Regions from separate parts of the Mus musculus genome. Here region 1 is linked to region 2. The links are chromatin loops, found by intact Hi-C in ENCODE. Cell type or tissue: heart. All regions are shown on one strand. Links, peaks and the distances in the headings refer to the core of each region. The heading gives the core; the rest is flanking DNA.

Region 1 (9,697 bases), core at 835-8,834, 540 kb after region 2:
CTTTGTCACCATGCTGCTTTCTTTTTGAGCACACCAGAGCAAGGCCATACCTCCTAACAGAGCCACTTTCTGTGGCCAAGCATTCAAACACATGAATTTATGGGGGCCATTCCTATCTAGTCAGCACAATACTATAATGATACGTTTATTTTCAAACCTGACCATTTGGTTTTGGATAACCAACTGGTGTGTTATTCTTTGAGGAATACTATTTCTCCTTCTCTTAGCATTTCTTAGTTGCTTGTAGTTCTTTGTGTAGGGTTGAGGCCTCATAGACTTTACCCAATCCATTTGGTATGTCTATCGGTGTCATCTTTGTTCAGCTCATGTTCATCAGTCATGTTGATGACTTTATAGTTGTTGCTTGTGACAACACTGGGAGACACAGTCACACAGCAGACTCCCTGACCCTATAGCTTTTACAGTCTTCCCCCTGACTTCTAGAGTGTTCCCTGTGCTTAGGTGTAGGAGTTGCTCTGTATGTGTATCCTTTGGGACTGGGCTCCACAACTTTGCATTTTTATTGGTTGTGGTTCTGTAATGGTCTCTGTTCGTTGCAAAGAGAAATTTCCTTGACAAGGGGTGAGGGTCATATCTTTCTGTGGGTATATGGACAAATGTTTAGATGTTGTTAGGGATATTCTGGTTTAGTAAAGTAGGGGTTGTAGGCCCTCCTTTGAGGTCCATTTTATTTTACTAGCCCTTCATAATTGACTAAGTTTTCAGTACCAAGCATGATGAAAAGGTCTTTAGTGTTTTTCTTCCTTTTTATATTTTTCACTTGGGTTGTTGCTGCTGTGCTTTTCTACTTCAGTGTGATTTATTGAAAGATTAGCTTTGGACTAGAAAGATGGCTTAGAGGTTAAGAGCAATGTCTGCTCTTGCCGAGAACCTAGGTGCAATTCCAAGCACCCACATGGTAATTCACAACCATATATGACTCCAGCACCAAGGGAATTTGATGGCCTCTTCTGGCCTCTGTGGGTACTACATGCATTTATGGTGCATATACATACATGTAGGTAAAACATTCATACACATAAAATAAAAATAAATCCTAAAAACAAGAAATTTTATCATTTACACATGGGTTTGCCTTAGTTCCTTCATCAAGGCTGAGTTGAGTGTGAGTGGGTCTGTTGCTAGAAGTTGCTAGGTGTTTTTCTGGAGAGTGCACCCACTTTTCCATGAACTGCCTGGTTTTTGTTTTTGTTTTTGTTTTTGTTTTTTTGGCATTTATTTCATTTACATTTCCAATGCTATCCCAAAAGTCACCCACACGCTCCCCCACCCACTCCCACTTCTTGGCCCTGGCATTCCCCTATACTGAGGTATATAAAGTTTGCACAACCAATGGGCCTCTCTTTTCACTGATGGCCGACTAGGCCATTTTCTGATACATATGCAACTAGAGACATGAGCTCCGGGGGTGGGGGGTACTGGTTAGTTCATATTGTTGTTCCACCTATAGGGTTGCAGATCCCTTCAGCTCCTTTCTCTAGCTCCTCCATTGGGGGCCCCGTGATCCATCCAATAGCTGACTGTTAGCATCCACTTCTGTGTTTGCTAGGCCCCAGCATAGTCTCACAAGAGACAGCTCTATCTGGGTCCTTTCAGCAAAATCTTGCTAGTGTATGCAATGGTGTCAGCGTTTGGAAGCTGATTATGGGATGGATCCCTGGATATGGCAGTCTCTAGATGGTCCATCCTTTCGTCTCAGCTCCAAACTTTGTCTCTGTAACTCCTTCCATGGGTGTTTTGTTCCCAATTCTAAGAAGGGGCAAAGTTTCTATAGCAAGTCCTGAAATTGGGTAGTGTTAGCCCTCTGACATCCATACTCTCCTTCAAATTGGTGTTGGCTATTTGAAGTTTTTCGCTTTCCATATAAATCTTAGAATTACTTTGTTGATTTTCAAACGATGACTTAAGACTTTGATTGGAATTGCATTGAATCCATAAGTGCAATTGGGTTTAATGATGTCTTTGCATTATTTCAGCTTTCTCCCGTGTACATGGAAATTATCTGTTTAGATCTTTTATTTCACATTTTCCTAAGGTAGATCATATATATGTATATCATATATATAAATCAGATATATAGTTTTGGTAGTCAAGTACATTGTCTTGCTCAGTACTGGCATGTAACTAGGCATGGTGATACATACTTTACAGTCCCAACATCCTGGAATCTGAGGCAAGAAAACTATGAGTTAAAGACTGAACTACATAGCAAGATTCTTGTCTTCTTGGTTGTAAGATAGCTTTTACCAACTGAGCCATGCGTCTAGTCCTACATAGCAGGATTCTTAAAAAATAAATGTAAGAAAGAAAAAAATGAAGGAGGGCCTTTGAGATGGCTTAACATGTAAAGGCACTTGCTGCTCCAGTCTGGTAACCTGAGTTTGATCCCAGTACCTATATAAAGGTGGAAGAAGAGAACTAACTCCAAATGTTGTCTTCTGATCCCCACAAATGTGCTGTTGTACATCTTCCGATCATGTATACATGCAGGAACACACAAACACACACACATGCATCATTATCATCCTCATTATCATAATAATAATATAATTTTTAAAAGATAGAAAGAATGGGTGAAGGGAGGGAAGGAAAGGGCAGATAGTTTTTTTTGTGAATCAATTTTTCTTTCCTCATATAACTGTTATAATTGCTTATCAGTTTTAAGAAACTTCTTGATCTTGTCTCTGTTTTTTATTCTTTCGTGTGTGGAGGTGATTGAGATAATTGTTTTCAAGTGATCAATCATCTTTGTATAACTAGAATAAATATCACTTAGCTGTGAATACTGGCTGATTTTGGGTGTCAACTTGACATAAGCTAGAGTCATCAGAGAGGCAGGAGCCTCAGTTGAGGAAATGCCTCTATGAGATTCAGCAGTAAGGCATTTTTGACACAGCAATAAAACCTCAACTAAGACACTGTGGTATGTCGGTTTTTAATGCATGGCGGGGCTGGGTAACATTTTGTTGAGAATTTATGTGACACACACTCTGGTCTGTAGAATTCCTTTCTGGTAATCTTGTTGTCTGATTTGCATTATGGTAATGCAGAGCTCCTCGTATAACTTAGGAAGTTTCCTTTCTGGCTCTGTTTAGGAGGCTGCAGAAAGCTGGTACAGTTTCTTCTTTGTTTGGTAGACGCCATCTGTTGAACATCTGGTCCTGTACTTTCTGTTTTAAAACTGTGTTCACTACCGATTCCATTTCTTTACCAGAGATAGACCTACTCATGTTTCTGCATGTGGGGATTGATCTAGGTTTTCAAATATGTAGGCACAGACTAGTCATAATAGCCTTCCTTCCTCCCTCCCCCTCCCCTCCTCCTCCCTTCCCTCCCGCTTTCCCTCCTTTCCCCTTCCCTTTCCTTTCCATTTTCCTTCCCTCCCATTTATCTTTCTCTTCTGTTCTTTCCTCCCTCTATTCTTCCCTCAGTCCTTCTGTCTGTCCCCTCCCTCCTTTCTTTTCTTCCTTGCAGTTCTGAAAACCAAACTCAGGGCTTTTCACATACTGTGTAAGTTCTCTACCACTGAGATACACTCAGTTTCTCTCTGTCTCTCTGTCTCTTTCTCAGTGTGTGTGTGTGCACACATGTGCCCATGTACATGGGAGGCAGAGTCTTTCTCTCTGGCCTGGAGTTCATCAACAGACTGGGAATCCCAGGACCTGCTTGCTTCTGCCTGCCCACTGTTGGGATAAGAGGCATTCACAACCCTGTGCCATCCTTCTTTGTGTTCTGGGCTCTGACTCAAGCCACCATGCTTGCATGCATGCACTTTACCAACAGAGCCATCTCTCCAGCCCTGGTTTTTAGTTTCTTAAAGTGAAACCTTAGATTGATTTTTGTCATCTTTCATATTTTCTTTGCATATATTTTGATGCTATATTTTCTTACTGTTGCTTTTACTGTATCCCCCATTTTTAAAAATAGGGTTTTTTTGTTTTGTTTTGTTTTGGTTTGGTTTGGTTTTTTGGTTTGGTTGTTTGGTTGGCTAGTTGGTTTTTTTATTGTTTTTGCTGCCATTGTTGCTTGAGACAGGGTGTCATTTAGATTAACCTTGAATTTATTATGTAGCTGAGACTGTCCTTGAATTTTTTTGTGTTTTTTGTTTGTTTGTTTTTGAGACAAGTTGTCTCTGTGTAACAGCCCTTGCTATTCTGGATATTCTAGAGCATGCTTTGTAGACCAGGCTGGCCTTGAACTCACAGAGATCCACCTGCATCTGCCTCCCAAGTGCTGGGATCACAGGCTTGTTCTGCTACCACCTGGCCTGTCCTTCAACTCTTGATTCTTCTACCTCCATCTCCTGAGTGCTGAGACTACAAGGAACCTACTGCAGAAGGCAGTTTCTCTGAGTAAAGCAGACAGCAGCACTAATCTATACACATAAATACAATTGTGCAGAAGACATCTGATGAGCACATCATATCCATTTAGGGAGGGAAAAGGACGCCTATACTATGGTCTCCGACCTTCTCAACCATGGACTTTTGACCAGGTTTATAGTACCAGATGCAGAGTGGACCCCAAACCTCTTAATAGCGTTCTCACGCCCGGCCAGGAAAGACGCAACAAACCAAAATCTTCTGCGGCAAAACTTTATTGCTTACATCTTTGGGAGCCAGGAGGGCAAGCGCCCAGCGCCCAGCCCCAAAAACGAAAGCCCCTTCAATTACATCTTTAGGAGCCAGAGCTCCGGCGCGCGCGCTCTATTGTTTACATCTTTAGGCAGCGAGCGAGCGCAGGGCGCGCAGAGCCAGAGAGATGCCAGCGAGAGAGAATGGCGGAAACCCCGTCCCCTTTTTTAGGAGAGTTATATTTCGCCTAGGACGCATCACTCCCTGATTGGCTGCAGCCCATGGCCGAGCTGACGTTCACGGGAAAGGTAGAGTACAAGTAGTCATAAAATACCCTTGGCTCATGCGCAGATTATTTGTTTACCACTTAGAACACAGGATGTCAGCGCCATCTTGTGACGGCGAATGTGGGGGCGGCTCCCAACACAAACCCAATCTGAAAGCAAGTGTATACCTCTTTAACTGTGAAGCCACTACTGTTCCACTGAACACATCTTGAGTGGCTGGTCATCATTGCTGCACACAGGCTCCATCTACAGTTGAGTAAGACCATTGACGACGCTTTCCTCTTGCAGTGGGTTCAGCTTTGTCTAGCATAGTTAGGGCTCTCCAGCAGGGAGGAGACTTCCAGCCCAGTTCTAGCTTAATTTCTCCATGCCCTGTCACCAGAACATTTGATGTCTTCAGGGATAAGGTCTTGCCAACAGCAGTTTTGGTTGCCCACCAGAACTAGAAGGGAACCAGCCCTCAGTTGTTGGGATACTTTTTGTTCTTGTTTTATTTGTTCCTTGAGAAGGTCTTGGTATATAGCTTTGGCTATCCTTGGCCTTAAACTGATTCTCCTGGCTCAACCTGCTCAGTACTAGGAAGGACTATGGGCAAGTATTACTATGCCCAGTTTGTATTAAGCAAATGTTGGTGAGTTATAGTTACCTCTCTTGTGACATCATTGACTCACATTTACTTAGAATTATGCCCTTTAATCTCAAGTATTTTATGGAGTTTCTCAGTTTTCCATTATTGTTTTCTAGTTTATTCCCATTTCCATTTGTGAGCTTTGTATAATTTTTATTTAAGTGCAGAAGTGCAGGCCTTTAATCCTAGCACTAAGGACACAGGTGAATAGATCTCTGAGTCTGAGGTTAGCCTATCTACATTCCAGGTTTCACACAAGCCACAGCCATGAAGTATGAGACCCTGTTTCAATTTTTTTTACTTATTTTTATCTGTGAGTGTTTATATATGAGTGTCTGCCTGAATGTTTCTACGTATGTATACCACATGCATGCCTGATGCCCACAAAGGCCAGAAGAGAATGTCAGAACTAGAACTGGAACTAGAGTTACAAGTGGTTGTGAGCCACTGTGTGGGTGCTGGAAAACTAGGCTAGAAAAAGCAGCCTCATGGTGGCATCTCTCCAGCCCTATTTAGGATATTTGAAGTGTGTTTGTGTGGTCCAGGGTATGAATTACAATGCTGATTGTTTTGGATGAGCTTGAAATAAATCTTTATTGTTGGATGTCATACTCTATAGGTACCAGTTGCATCCAGTTGGTTGACAGTGTTATTCAGTTCAACTGTGTCTTTCACAATTTTCTACCTACTGAACCTGCCAATTACTAGTAGAATGGGGTTGGGATTTTCAACGATAATAGTAGAGTCTACTATTGCAGTTTCTGCAGCCCAGTTAACAGGTTTTGGTCTGTAGGCCATTGGACAGTGACTCAGAGCTAGGACAGATCTGTGTCACCCCTGACCCCCTTAGGTGAGCTGGAAATGCTAGAGAAGAAGAATTCAGATGGTCTTCTTATCTCCGTGATGGGACCTATAGTCCATGCAATGGAGACAGTTTCTGAAGTTGTTTGTGGACACACCGAGTTAACAATAGGACCTCTCATTTAAAATGGACAATCTGTTTTTCAGAAGTATCAGAGGATGTCCTCCCATTCTCATCATGAAAACTTGGCAAGTTCAAGGTTAAAAAAAAAAAAAAAGTGTGTGTGGGGGGGTGTAATTCCCCGAGACGGTGCAGCCTGTGAGATGATGTATTCTCAGATGTCTTAGTGTTGAGACTCAACCAAGGACACCTCAAATATAGTGCTATGGCACAGAGAGCTCTTGAACTCCTGTACCGTGAGGGCATCAGGGTCACCTCCCATCAAGGTCTCGTACAAAGTGAGACATAGAAGCCAGAGTTCTCCCAAAGCAGTGGCAGACATAGAAACCACCCTATCATTGCAATCCTCCTCTCTTCTGTATGAGCAGGGATGCACAGTAGACCAAAGACCTTCATTCTCCTCTCCTATAACCAGGAGGAAGGATCTTCCTTCATTTCTTCACAGGAGCCTGTTTAAGCACATCACTCCCTTCACGCCCAGTCTCATCTCCACATGGCTCCCCATCTTCACTGAGTCTAAGCAGAGCTTTAAACACATCTGCCCTCATGTAAACCTCTGATCAAATGAAGTATGTTTCTCTTGTTGTGGTGGTATCAGGCTTGTGAGTGGAGAGGTGAGGTGAGGAGAGGAGGGGGAGGGGAGGGGAGGGAAGGGAAGGGGAGAGAAGGAGAGAAGAGGAGAGGGGACTGCAGAGAAGAGGAGTATGGAGGAGAGAATGGCAGAGGAGAGGAGGCAAGTAGAGAGCAGAGGAGAGGAAAGGAGGGGAGAAGATAGGAGGGGAGAAGTCAGAAGAAGAAAGGAAGGAAGGGGACAGAAGAGGAGAGATCGAGAGAAGAGAGGAGGGGAGGGGAATGAAGGTAGAGGAGGAAAAGCCAGAGGAGGGAAGAGAAGAGGAGAGAAGAGGAGAAGAGAGGAGGGGAGGGGAGGGTAGAGGAGGAGAAATCAGAGGAGGGAAGAGGAGAGGAGGTGAGGGGAGGGAGGGGAGGGAAGGGAGGGAAGGGGAGGGGAGGTCAGAGGAGGGAAAAGGAAAGGAGAGGGGAGGGGAGGCCAGAGGAGGGAAAAGGAAAGGAGAGGGGAGGGGAGGGGAGGGGGGGAGAAGCCAGAGGAGGGAAGAGGAGAGAAGGGAAGAGGGGAGGAGAGGGGAGGCCAGAGGAGGGAAAAGGAGAGAGGAGGGGAGGGGAGGGGAGGAGAAGCCAGAGGAGAGAAGAGGAGAGGAGAAGGGAAGAGGGGAGGAGAGGGAGAGGAGAGGAGAGGAGGGGAGGGGAGGGGAGGGGAAGGGAGGGGAGGGGAGGGGAGGAAAGGGTAAAGGAAGGGAGGGGGTGATAGGGTAAGTGTTGCCATCAATACTACAGCCTCTTCCCTGCGTTGGTTATCAGTTTTTTCCTGCACCAGGACCAACTCCAGCGCTGTTGTTCCTCCACTCGCTGTGATTCCATCTGTCCAGTGCTTTCTCCAACACAGGGACAGGGCTGTGCCTGTAAGCACAGTTCTCCAACACACCTAAAAGACACGGACCCTTACTGTATTCTGCTTTCTTCTTATTGATGTGAATGATGTCACTGAAGTTCTTTACATGCTGGGCCAGAAACTGAAAGTTTTCCCAAGATTTTCATTGCAGTAGATCATCACACGCCTTTCTTCTAGTCAATCCCGTGTTTCAGTAAGTGAAATGCGTGCACACGCATGAGAAAACATAACAAGAATAGTCTCAGAAACACTTAGTAAATACAAGGAGAAAGACTCTGTAAAGGACAGGATTCAGGTGGCAGAAAGATTGGTGATTTAAAGTATTATTCACACAATGGAAAATTACGTCAAGAGGAAAATGGGTGAGCAGTGGTTTTTCCAGAACAGTGTGCACAAGTTTCACCATGAAAGCAAGAGAAATCAGCAGAGAAAGGAAGAAATATCAAGACATCCTTCCTCTAAGGTCAGATATATCTCAATATTTATCTTGCTGAGGCATAGACACGGCCAGTGCTTTACATCTGTGGGTTTCTCATCTATGGCGTCAGCTAATAAATGGAATGAATACTTAGGTCTCCAATAAGTGATAGAGGACGAGTCCTCCTAAAGATCTGATATAAAATCTTTTCACAGGGGCTGCAGAGATAGCTCAGTGGGTAAGACTGTTTGCTTTGTAAGCATGAAGACCTGTGTTCAAATCCCCAGCTCTCACAGCAAAAGCTGGGCATGGCTGCACATGCCTGTGACCACTGCATGAGGGAAAAGACACAGAAGCCCCGAGGGCCAGCTGAGAGAATGGAGACAGGCAACCTCGGGAGGTGGGAGGCTGCGGGGATCCTCCAGAATATACCAGAGACCTGAGAGGTGAGAGACTCTCAGAACTCAGAGGGAGTGTGACCTTAGATGAAATGCCTGACAGTGGGGAGAAGGAACTTATAAAGCAGGAAGAAAGGACATCAAATGGGGGGGGGGGGGCTTCCACAGTCACAACTCTGACACATAATTGTTCCTGTCTGAGAGAATTACAGGGATGGAAATGGAGAAGATCCAGCGACAGGCTCAAAGTGGATCTAGCTCAAGGAGAGGTCCCAGGGCCTGACACTATTACTAAGGCTATGGAGTGCTCCAAAAAGGGACCTAGCATGACCACACTAACAAGCAGCTGAAAGAGTCAGATGCAAATATTTGCACCCAACCAATGGACAGAAGCAGCTGACCCCTGTTGTTGAATTAGGGAAAAGCTGAAAGAAGCTGAGGAGAAGGGCGACCCTGTGGGAGGACCAGCAGTCTCAATCTTGAACCCCCGAGATCTCTCAAACACTGGATGACTAAACAGGCAGCATACACCTGTAGTCTCCCCTCCCCCAGCCTGAAACCTGCTTGCTCAGGGGTGGAGCTTGCCAGCTCAATCGTTCTGCCACGCCCACTGCTGGAACCTGCCGCTTTGCTGTTCGGAGCCATGCACGTGGTCACTCTGCTATTGGACCCCAAGATTAATTGGCGGGAATCGGGCCCCCTTCCCCTGCTTCATACTGCATGCAGAACAGTAAAATTGAGCTTTGATCAAAATGCCTGTCTTAGCTGCATTTCTTTATCTCGCCACCTAGCCCCTCTTCTCTTCCAGGTATCCAAATGCCTTTCCAGGCTAGAACCCAGGCTGTGATCTGCTGGCCAGACACAACATACACCAGCTGATATGAGGACCCCAACACACATACATACACGGGAATAAGCAGA
Region 2 (9,697 bases), core at 1,026-9,025:
AAATACATAAATACATAAATACATCCTGCTCAGTCCATATACTATTACTTGTATGTTTGTGGTCACAGGGATGACCATTGCTGTTGGATAACCAATGTGGGAGGAGGTTTCCTTGGGGACAACCATTGCTCCTGCTCTTAGTATTCCCAGTTGCTTATAGTTCTTTGTCTAGAATTGAGGCCCTGAGAGCTTTCTTCCATGTTAGCATGTCCATTGGTATCATTGGTATTCAGGTCTTGTTCAGGTAGCCATGGCGATGAGACTTTATGGGTACAGCCTCTCTGACATTTCTAGGATATATTTTCTTAGAGAAAACTCCCTGCAGTCTTTCTGACCCCTCTTCCACAATGGGCCCTAGATGCAGGACTTGCGTTGTGGATGCATTTGTTGTGTCTGGGCACCACACAATCTCTTGTTTTCTGCATGTCATTGCTCTCTAGACAATACCACAGAGCATTTACAGCTTACAAGGGACTAGGCGATCTACTGATTTAAAGAAGAAATAAGAGGGGGCTGGAGAGACGGCTTAGCAGATAAGAGCATTTGCTGCTCCTGTAGAGGACCCAGGTTCAGTTGTGAGCACCTACAGAATGTTTCCCAACCACCTGAATTCCAGTTCCAGGGGATCTGATGCCCTGTTCTGACCTTCCAGGCATACATGTAATGAACATATGTTTATATATATGCACATGCAGGCAAAGCAATTATACCAATAAGTACCATTCCCAAGGCATGCGCTCATCAGGGAGCCTCAGGCCTAAGCATCATGATTTGGTGAATGCATTGTGAGGAAACTGGCTTAGGATGTCCCAGTCAGGCCATTTGAGGACAGCATCCTGCCAAGGCTCAGAGCTTTGTGAGACCATCTTGGAAGTTCCTCTGTGTTGGTTCCTATAACTCCTCTGTTTCCTCTTCAGTGCAGGCCTCATTGGCTTCCTCTTCATGCTGAGGGCCCTGGTGGCAGCAAACTTCAACACCATCTACATTTACACTGCTGAGGTGAGCATGGGGAAATGACTGTGGCTATACAGGACACGCCCAGCGAGCTTTCAATCTGTGCATCTCTGCCTGCTGTTAACCATTCGACAAGTTTCTTAAAACATTCTGAGAATGATATCAGAGAGTTTGATATGGGCTTCCCCTCTCTTGTTCAGTCTACTGAAATCCAGTCTCTCAAAGACAAGAGCTCTTTCCTTTCTTGTAAAATCAGGATGTTAGTCAAACTTGTCACTATGACAAATGCCTGAAATAATTTTAGGGAGGGAAGATCTCTTTTAGCTCAGTTCCAGTTGTCCTGGCTCATGGCAGTCTGTTTTACCCTTTGGTCTGTAACAGAGACACCATTGTCAAAGGGTGTGGGAGAGAAAAGCTGGTTACCTCATAGCAGCCAGGAAGCCAGAGGAGTAACAAGAAGGGATGTGAGCTATGATACATCCTCAAAAGCACACGCCAGTGCCCACATCTTCTAACGAGGCTTCCAAAATTCTAGTCTATCTAAATTTTGAGTTCATTAGTGGATTAAACAACTGATTGGGGCATGCCCAGTGCTCTGTTCTTTATTAATTTAAGCAGCTCTGCATCCAAATATGTTGACAATAAAAATTAATCACCACGGGCTGGGAGATGGCTCACTGGGAAAAGGCACTTGCTGCCAAACATGACAGTCTGAGTTCAATCTCTTAGATTGACATGATAGAAGGACAGCTCTGACTCCTTCGAGCTTTCCTCTGACCTCTACATGCACCATAAATGCATGCATATCCATGCACACACCGGGAATAAATAAATGTAACTTTTTAAAAAAAGTTCAAAACTGTATCCCAAAGACAAAGCGCATCTTCTGCCCCAAAATCCAACCAGTATGCTACAAATAAAGAAACCTGGTCTAGAGAGGGAAGGAAAGGAGAGAATCCTGGGACGACCAGTCACCAATGGGTGTTTTCTATTCCTTTTCTCTGCAGGTCTACCCAACCCCGATGCGTGCTATAGGGATGGGAACCAGCGGCTCCCTGTGTCGCATTGGAGCAATGGTAGCTCCATTTATATCCCAGGTACCCAAGAAGGGTGTGCAAGGAGACTGAACCTCAGTGGGGTGGGGAAAGAGACCCTAGTGTTCTCAGAGTAAGGGCATAGCAAGGATTTCTGCTTTATTTGGGGCATGAATGCTTAATTATCTATGGGCTCTAATTGTGAGTTCTATCTCTTGTGGAACTTGTCAGCCAGGATGGACTATTGAAAAGCAAGAAAAGGGGGCTGGAGAGATGGCTCAGCGGTTAAGAGCACTGACTGCTCTTCCAGAGGTCCTGAGTTCAAATCCCAGCAACCACATGGTGGCTCACAACCATTTGTAACAAGATCTGGTGCCCTCTTCTGAAGACAGCTACAGTGTACTTACATATAATAAATAAATAATTAAAAAAAAGAAAAGCAAGAAAATACTGGGGGTAGATCAGGAAGGCAGAGCCTTGACACCGGGAGGTGGGGCTGGGCAAAAGTCTGGCACAGGCTGGGATAAAATCCTATCTTTGTTGTTGTCGTTTTTTTAAAGAATATTTATTTTGTACAAATGAGTATACTGTAACTGTTTTCAGACACACCAGAAAAGGTTATTGGATCCCATTACAGATGGTTGTGAGCTATCATGTGGTTGCTGGGAATTGAACTCAGGACCTCTAGAAGAACAGTCAGTGCTCTTAACCATCAAGCCATATCATAAGATGTTTCTTATATTTCAATAGAGGGAATTTTTGTGTCTACAAAGTTTTTAAACTCCCCTGAAAGAGTTTCCTGTCTTAAGTCTTTCATTGTTGCTTTTGAAAATCCTTCCAGCCTATTTCACATGTAGCAGAGAACAGCCTACCAGTTGGGGGATGGAGGGATGGGTGGGTGGGGCACCCAGTCTCCTTGTGAGCAGCCTGCCTGAGGCCAGCTTTCTCTCCCAGTTTCCAGTGGGGATGGAGACTCTGGGTTCTCAGTCACCAGTAGCGTTCTCCCCAGGGATCTGGCACTGTTTATGTATCAGGCCACATTGATTCCAGGGGCCTTGGCAAGGGTCAGAAAAGATCACAACGTGGGCTGAGGCCTGAGGCCTGGGGGGTTCTGCTCTGCTTGGCTTCCTGGGCATGAAGTGGGCTCCTGACTCTGGGCGGCTGTAGCTCATTCTTCCTATGCCTTCCACATTCTAAAGCAGGGGTGAATAATAGCGTATTTGCATATGTTAATCTGGAGGATGAGACTACTTAAATCAAAGCAGTTAGGGACATATATGACATAGCATTTGAGAGACATTATATAATAATGACAATAATCAAGGCCAAAGTGCTCCTCAGATACATACTTCTCATGAACAAAATATTTTTGTGACCACAGATGAGTTCCTTCTTGTTAAGGTACACAATGGCTGCAAATGTTTAGTACTCTAGGCAAGATGATATCTAAAGCATGCAGGCCACGGGAACAGCACCTTTCTCGCTGAGGACACCTTCTTCAAGGACCACACAGGTATCAGTGTCAGCTCTGCAAGAGAGGCCACTCGCTCGGCAAAGCAGGAAGAAGGCTCCTCCTTCTTTTTTCCTGTGTGTTGAAAGCTCAGATGTATTTCAATCTATAGAAGCATCCTTTGCTGCCTCTGGAGTCTATCTTCATGGGGAAGAGTTTAATTTGCTTCATTACCGAGCACCAACAAGATGCATGATGCAGTGTTTGGATATTGGAACTAGCTTTAACAAGTTGGCTTTACATTATTATTGTTGTTGTTATTATTATTGCCTTTAAGGAACTGTGGTAGGGGAGGGAATGAGGGGAAGAGGGAATGTGAAAATAAGAGAAACAAAGGCACTTTAAATCCCATCTAGTGCAATCAGCCACTATGTACTTCACTTCCTTAACCAGTTTGAATGTGGAGAATTCAAGTCTGGGACGCTTCGTGTCCACTCCTAAGGTATTGCCAAGGTTTCTCATGGAGTGAGCTGCTTCAGGCTTTCCTTGGTGGTAGCTGTCAGTCTTAAGTGCTAGGGTAGCGTTATGACATAAATATTCCGGGGCTCTACCCAGAGATGCAGATGGTAGAGATGGAGACCCGCTACCTGCACTTTAAGTACCCACGGCCAAGTCTGAGTCGGCTGCTCTGTGTGCCTTTCTGAGGACGGCTGCGCCATCCACTGGGAGAGTGGGGCTAGGAGCTGGCTTTCCTCTCACAAGATTCTTTCCTCTTTTAGTTTCTACAACAGGTGATTCAATAAGTTCAAGCATAAACTTTCCAGGCCTGAAGAGATAGCTTAGTGCTTAGAATGTTTGCTGTTCTTCCAGAGGACTGACGTTCAGTTCGAACACCCAACATCCATGTCGGGTGGCTGACATCTGTCTATAACCACAGGTCTGTGATACCTGATGTCCTCTTTTGGACATCTCAGGTACTGCGCACATATAGCACCCTCCCCCCATATGCATACACACACAAAATATATTTTAAAAGTAAAAGCCATATACATCAGTTAGTAATATGTTTACATAATCTAAAGCCTAAATATATAAATTTTTAAGTCAAATGCATTTTTAAAAGCAAATTTTTTGCTGGGCAGTGGAAGCACATGCCTTTAATACCAGCACTTGGAGGCAGAGACAGGTGAATTTCTGAGCTCGAGGCCAGCCTGGTTTACATAAAGAGTGAGTTCCAGGATAGCCAGCGCTACACCAAGAAACCCTGTCTCAAAAAACAAAACCAAAAACAAACAAAAACAAAAACAAAAGTGAATGTTTTGACGTATCTAGTTGTTAAGAAATTGACTGCAATAAAATAATAAAATCCAGGTTCACATATTCCAAGCAAACAAAGGAGAATTTTACTATAAAGTAAAGGCTTGCTACAGTGCAGAAGGGACCTGCACAAAGCTTCCATGGAGCTAGACCAAGGACTATTCTCCTTTTTTCTGGGAAGCATCTGGGAATCAGGTGCCTTAATCCTAGCCAAGTATCTTAGCTCATGCTCTTATAGCAACTTATCATAGACGGAGGAGCTAGGGGTGTGGCTCAGTTGGAAGAGTGTCTACCTAGCATGCAAGTAACCCTGGGTTCCAGCCCCTGCAATCCCAGCACTTTGGGAGGTAGAGGAAGGAGGATCAGAAGTTCAAGGCCACCCTCACCTACCTAGTAAGTTTAGAGCCAGGGCTAGGTGAGACCCTGTTTCAGAAAACAAAACAAAACAATCAGACTGAGTAGCTTATAAATAACAGAACTTTCTGACAGCTCTAGGGACGGGAAGCACAGGATTAGATGTCTGTAGAGTTGGATTTTGTGAGGGCCCTTTCTGCCTTGCTGGCTGATGGCCACCTTCTCATTGTATCTGCATCCATGAAAACGCCTCGTGTGGCCTGCTTTATAAGGTTGCAAGCACCTCCCAAAGGACCCACTTCCAAAAAGAACATGCTCGTATCTGAGATTAGGATTTCAACATAGGGACTTTGGAGGGGCATATAGACCTACAGGGTCAATGGCATTAGGAGTCCCGTGTTTCAGCGATGTATGATATACTGAGACCTTCTATGGATGGGTGGTTAAGTCCTGGTAGCACAGCCTGATGTGTGGAACAGCTAGGGAAAGTAGCGTGTCAAAGCAACGAAGACTGCCCTCTTGTGGCCAAACATAAACAAGACAATCTTATGAAGATGAGACCATTATGCAAATAAATGAAGGCACAAGTGTATGCCTCACACACACACACACACACACACACACACACACACACACACACACGTGCACGCACACAACTCAGCACAAAGGACTGCCAGTGGGAAAGTTCACTCAGAGAATGGGGCATGGCAAACAAATGGAGCCTTTGTTAAGAGGAAGGAGGTCTCTTCACCTTGAATCCTCTTTCAGTGACTAATTTAAGAAATGGTTTCTGGAGTATAAATCCCCCCCCGCCCCTGCCCCATCATAGAAAAAAAATTTTGTAGCAGTATTTATGTAGCTCACTAATAGTCTTTGTTTTATGAAATAAAATTGTTATTCTCTTATTATACCATATTAGTTATATCATGTTATTGTATCTTCTAGGTTTTTATGTATTAATTTGGGAATTTTACACATGAGTTCTGTAGTTACATAATTTCCACCCTGTCTTTTTCTCCAACTTCTCCCATGTCCACCCCTCACTCCTTCTCAAGTTTGTGATTGCATAATTATTATTTTACACACACACACACACACACACACACACACACACACACACACACACACACGCAGCCTACCGAGTCCATTTAATGTTGCTTGTATATGTATGTGCTTTGGGCTGCCAGCTAAGAGTTGGATACCGTATCAGTAGACTTGTACCTAGAGAAGACTGCGTGCCCCTGTCTCATTAGCTCTCACTTGCCTGAAGCTTTTCATCTAGGAGCGGAGCCCTTGTGAGGCGTCCTTCATCCACACTGGCATGTTTGTATTGTTGAGATTTCATGGTAAAGCTCCCTATTGTACAGAAGACACTATCGTGTAGCAGACTTTCCTGTCTTCTGGGTCTTACAGTCTTCCTGCTTCATCTTCTGTGATGTTTCTGAGCCTTAGGTGTAGGCTAATTGTATTACATTGACTGCAGCTGGGCACCCCATGGTCAGCTGCTCTTTGCTTTTTGATCAGTTGGGAATTTTTATAGCGTCTCTTTCTGATGCAAAACGAAGGTTCTTTGATGAGGGATGAGAGCAACACTTATTTGTGGCTGTAAATAGTTAGAAAACAGCAAATATATTAGTTCAGGAAAATGGTAGCAGGCTCTCCTTTAGGGAGACTCCCCTAGCTACAGGTTGACTAGGTTTGCAGTACCAGGCTTGAATTCTCTCCTGCTGAGCAAGCCTTGGGCCCTGTTAGACAGTTGTTGGTTACACTTAAGATGTCAGTACCACCATTGCACCATTGGGAATAGCTTGCCATGTTGCTGGTGGTTGTAGGAGTTATATGTTATCACTAGGTAGGGCTGGCGATTGCTCCTCTCTCTTGGCAGCTTGCATAGCATCATTAGACACGAGAACTCGTCCTCTGGGAAGAGGCTTCCAGGTCAGTTCCGTCTCAATTCCTCCAAGTCTGTGTCCAATGTGTGTGTTGTCTTCAGCGATAGCTATTACCTTCAACTTTGGGGAAGCAGCCAAAGGCAACAGCAATAAGAACCTCTATTGTTGGGAGTCTCTCTGATTCTTCTGGCCAACAACTCCAAAGGCAGATTGCCATACTTTGTATTGGGGCTTTAATTAGATAGTCCATGGTATCACCCCAAGTGTCATAACTGCCCCTTTCTCTTTCCCTTCTTCCCTCCCCCTCTCTTTATACACACACACACACGTATGTCTGTCTGTCTGTCTGTCTGTCTATGTAAACATAAACCAATATATTTTCTGTCTGTCTGTCTATGTAGACATAAACCAATATATTTTATGTATGTATATATAAACATAAACCACTATATTTTCCTATGGCTTTTCTTTCATGCTCTTAGTGTGTTTTTATCCTTCTTCCCCCCTCCCTGTCTACACTGGCTTCCTTCCTCCTTTGCAGTTAAGTCCCCATGGTCCCTCTCTAACTTTCCTAGTTTCTGTGGTGACTCCTGGCTACATACTCAGATCTAAAAACCCAGAGCTAAGACTCACAAATAAGAGAGAACATGAAGTGTTTGTTTCAGGTCTGGGCTACTTGGCTCAGTATACCTCTCTTTTCTTGAGGCAGGGTCTCTCCATGTAACCCCTGGCTGTCCGAGAACTCCCTGTATAGACCAGGCTGACCCTTGAACTCAGAGAGCCACTAGCCTCCACCCCATGAGCGCTGGGATTAATGCCTGACTTCATGTTTTTGAGTTCTATCTGTTTGCCTACACGTTTCATGCTTTTTTTTTTTTTATGGTTTGAATAGTATTTTGCTGTGTATTATCTCCTATATTTTCATTATTTAATCAGCAACAGAAGGACATTAGATTGTTCCTGTTTTCCTGTTGAACATATGTATCTGTGGAGTAGGGTGTTGGCACTTATGCCAAGGAGTGGTACAGCTGGGCCATGTGGTAGATCTGTTCTTAGGTTTTTGAGAATTCTCCACATTGATATTCAGAGTTTATGCCGATTTGCAATTCCACTAACAGTAAATAAAGGTTTCTTTTCCCGATATTCTCACTAACATTTGTCGTTAGCTGTCTTATTGATCTTAGCCATTCTGATAACATTCTGATACGAACTCAAACTAGTTCTAATTTGCATTTCCCTAATTGCTAAGGACGTTGAACACCTTCTGAAATATTTCTTAGCCATTTATTTATTCTTTTGAGAACTTCTGTTCAGAGCTGTAGCCCATTTTCACACTGGGTTATTTCTTTTAAAAATTCTACTTTTATTATTTTTAATTATGTGTGTGTGTGTGCATGTGGGTATGTGCACACATGTATCCACAGAGGCCAGAGGCTATGGATCCCCTGAAACTGGGGATGGTTGAGTCATTTGATGAGGTGCTGAGGACCACCTGGATCTTCCAGAAGAACGGCAAGTACTCTTAATTGCTGAGCCACCTCTTCAGCCCATCACTTGTTTTTTTTTGACTCATTTTTTGTAATATATATATATTACACACACACACATACACTTCCTCTTCATGTGTTTTCTCTGCTGTACAGACGCTTTTATGTGGTCTATATGTCCATTGTCTTTTATGTGGTCTATATGCCCATTGCCTTTTATGTGGTCTATATGTCCATTGTCGCTATTAATTCCTGAAGCAAATGGAGTCCTATCCAGGATGTCCTTTCCCACACCTGTCTTGCACGGTCCGAGTTTTCTTCTAGCAGTTTCAGTATTTCGGGCATTGCCTTGGGGTCTTTGGTCCATTGGGAATGGATAGATGTGGGTTCACTTTTATTCTTCTTCATATGCACATCACACTTCCCCAGCACCATTTGCTTAGGATGCTCTTTTCTCCGCTGCATTTTTGGGGCACTTTTGTCAAGTATCAGGTGGTTCTGCTTACACGCTTATGTTTGGCTCTCCTGTTTTGTTCCACTGATCTCCATTGTCTGCTTTTGTACCAGTACCAAGCTGTTTTATTATTACAGCTCTGGAATATAGCCTGACCTCTGGGATGATAACCCGCAGACATTCATCTTTTTTGCTGAGGATTGCTTTGGATATCTGGGGTCATTTGTGGTTCCAAATATATTTTAGTATTCTTTCCCCACCCCCCCTGTTTATGTGGGTTTTGATTGAGATTGCACTCAATCTATAAATTGCTTTTGGTAAAATGATCAATTTTATAGTATCGGTTCTACTGATCCATGAACATGAGAGGTCTTTGCATTGTTTAGGGTCTTTCTCAATCTCTTTCTCCAGAAATTGAAAGTTTTATTATGTGATTGTCCACCTCTTTAGACTTATTCCTAGATTAAAAAACAACTGGTTATTGTGAAGGAGAGTGTGCCCATAACCCTTTTTCTCAGCATGTTTGTTGCTGACATATAGAAAGGCTCCTGGGTTTTGACTTTGGGCCCTACAACTGTGCAATAATTACTGATCATTAATAGTTTTCTGGTGGAATTTTGGGGATGTTATATATAATATATCATCTGCAAGTAGGGGTAATTTGGTTTTTCCTGTTTGTAACTCTTTGGTGTCTTTCTCCTTATTGCTTAGCTAGTGTGTCAAGCACGTATGGAAAAGGCATGTGGATAGTTGAC

The links. Hi-C counts contacts between places; a loop is a spot of excess contacts. Peaks named below come from ENCODE experiments on the same cell type or tissue, not always from the same donor. Only the 100,000 strongest peaks of a DNase experiment are listed, where the experiment ranks them.
Region 1: a loop joins it to region 2, with 4 times the contacts of the local background. A loop is called at or near these places in 2 of 42 quality-filtered maps.

The regions. Positions count from the first base shown.
Region 1 is chr6:37,459,470-37,469,166 of GRCm38, reverse strand. No RefSeq gene overlaps it. Among named protein-coding and RNA genes, the nearest start is that of Gm33318, 22 kb to the right of the region's middle. In heart, for the core only: a CTCF peak has its summit at 5,072; a DNase peak (open chromatin) is centred at 5,006; H3K4me3 peaks cover 1,015 bases; H3K27ac peaks cover 732 bases; H3K27me3 peaks cover 237 bases.
Region 2 is chr6:38,003,593-38,013,289 of GRCm38, reverse strand. Svopl (SV2 related protein homolog (rat)-like) reads left to right here. Exons shown (of 16, transcript NM_177200.4): 13 at 918-999; 14 at 1,962-2,051. Among named protein-coding and RNA genes, the nearest start is that of Gm33494, 24 kb to the left of the region's middle. In heart, for the core only: a CTCF peak has its summit at 5,611 (motif pointing left); no DNase peak of the experiment used is centred there.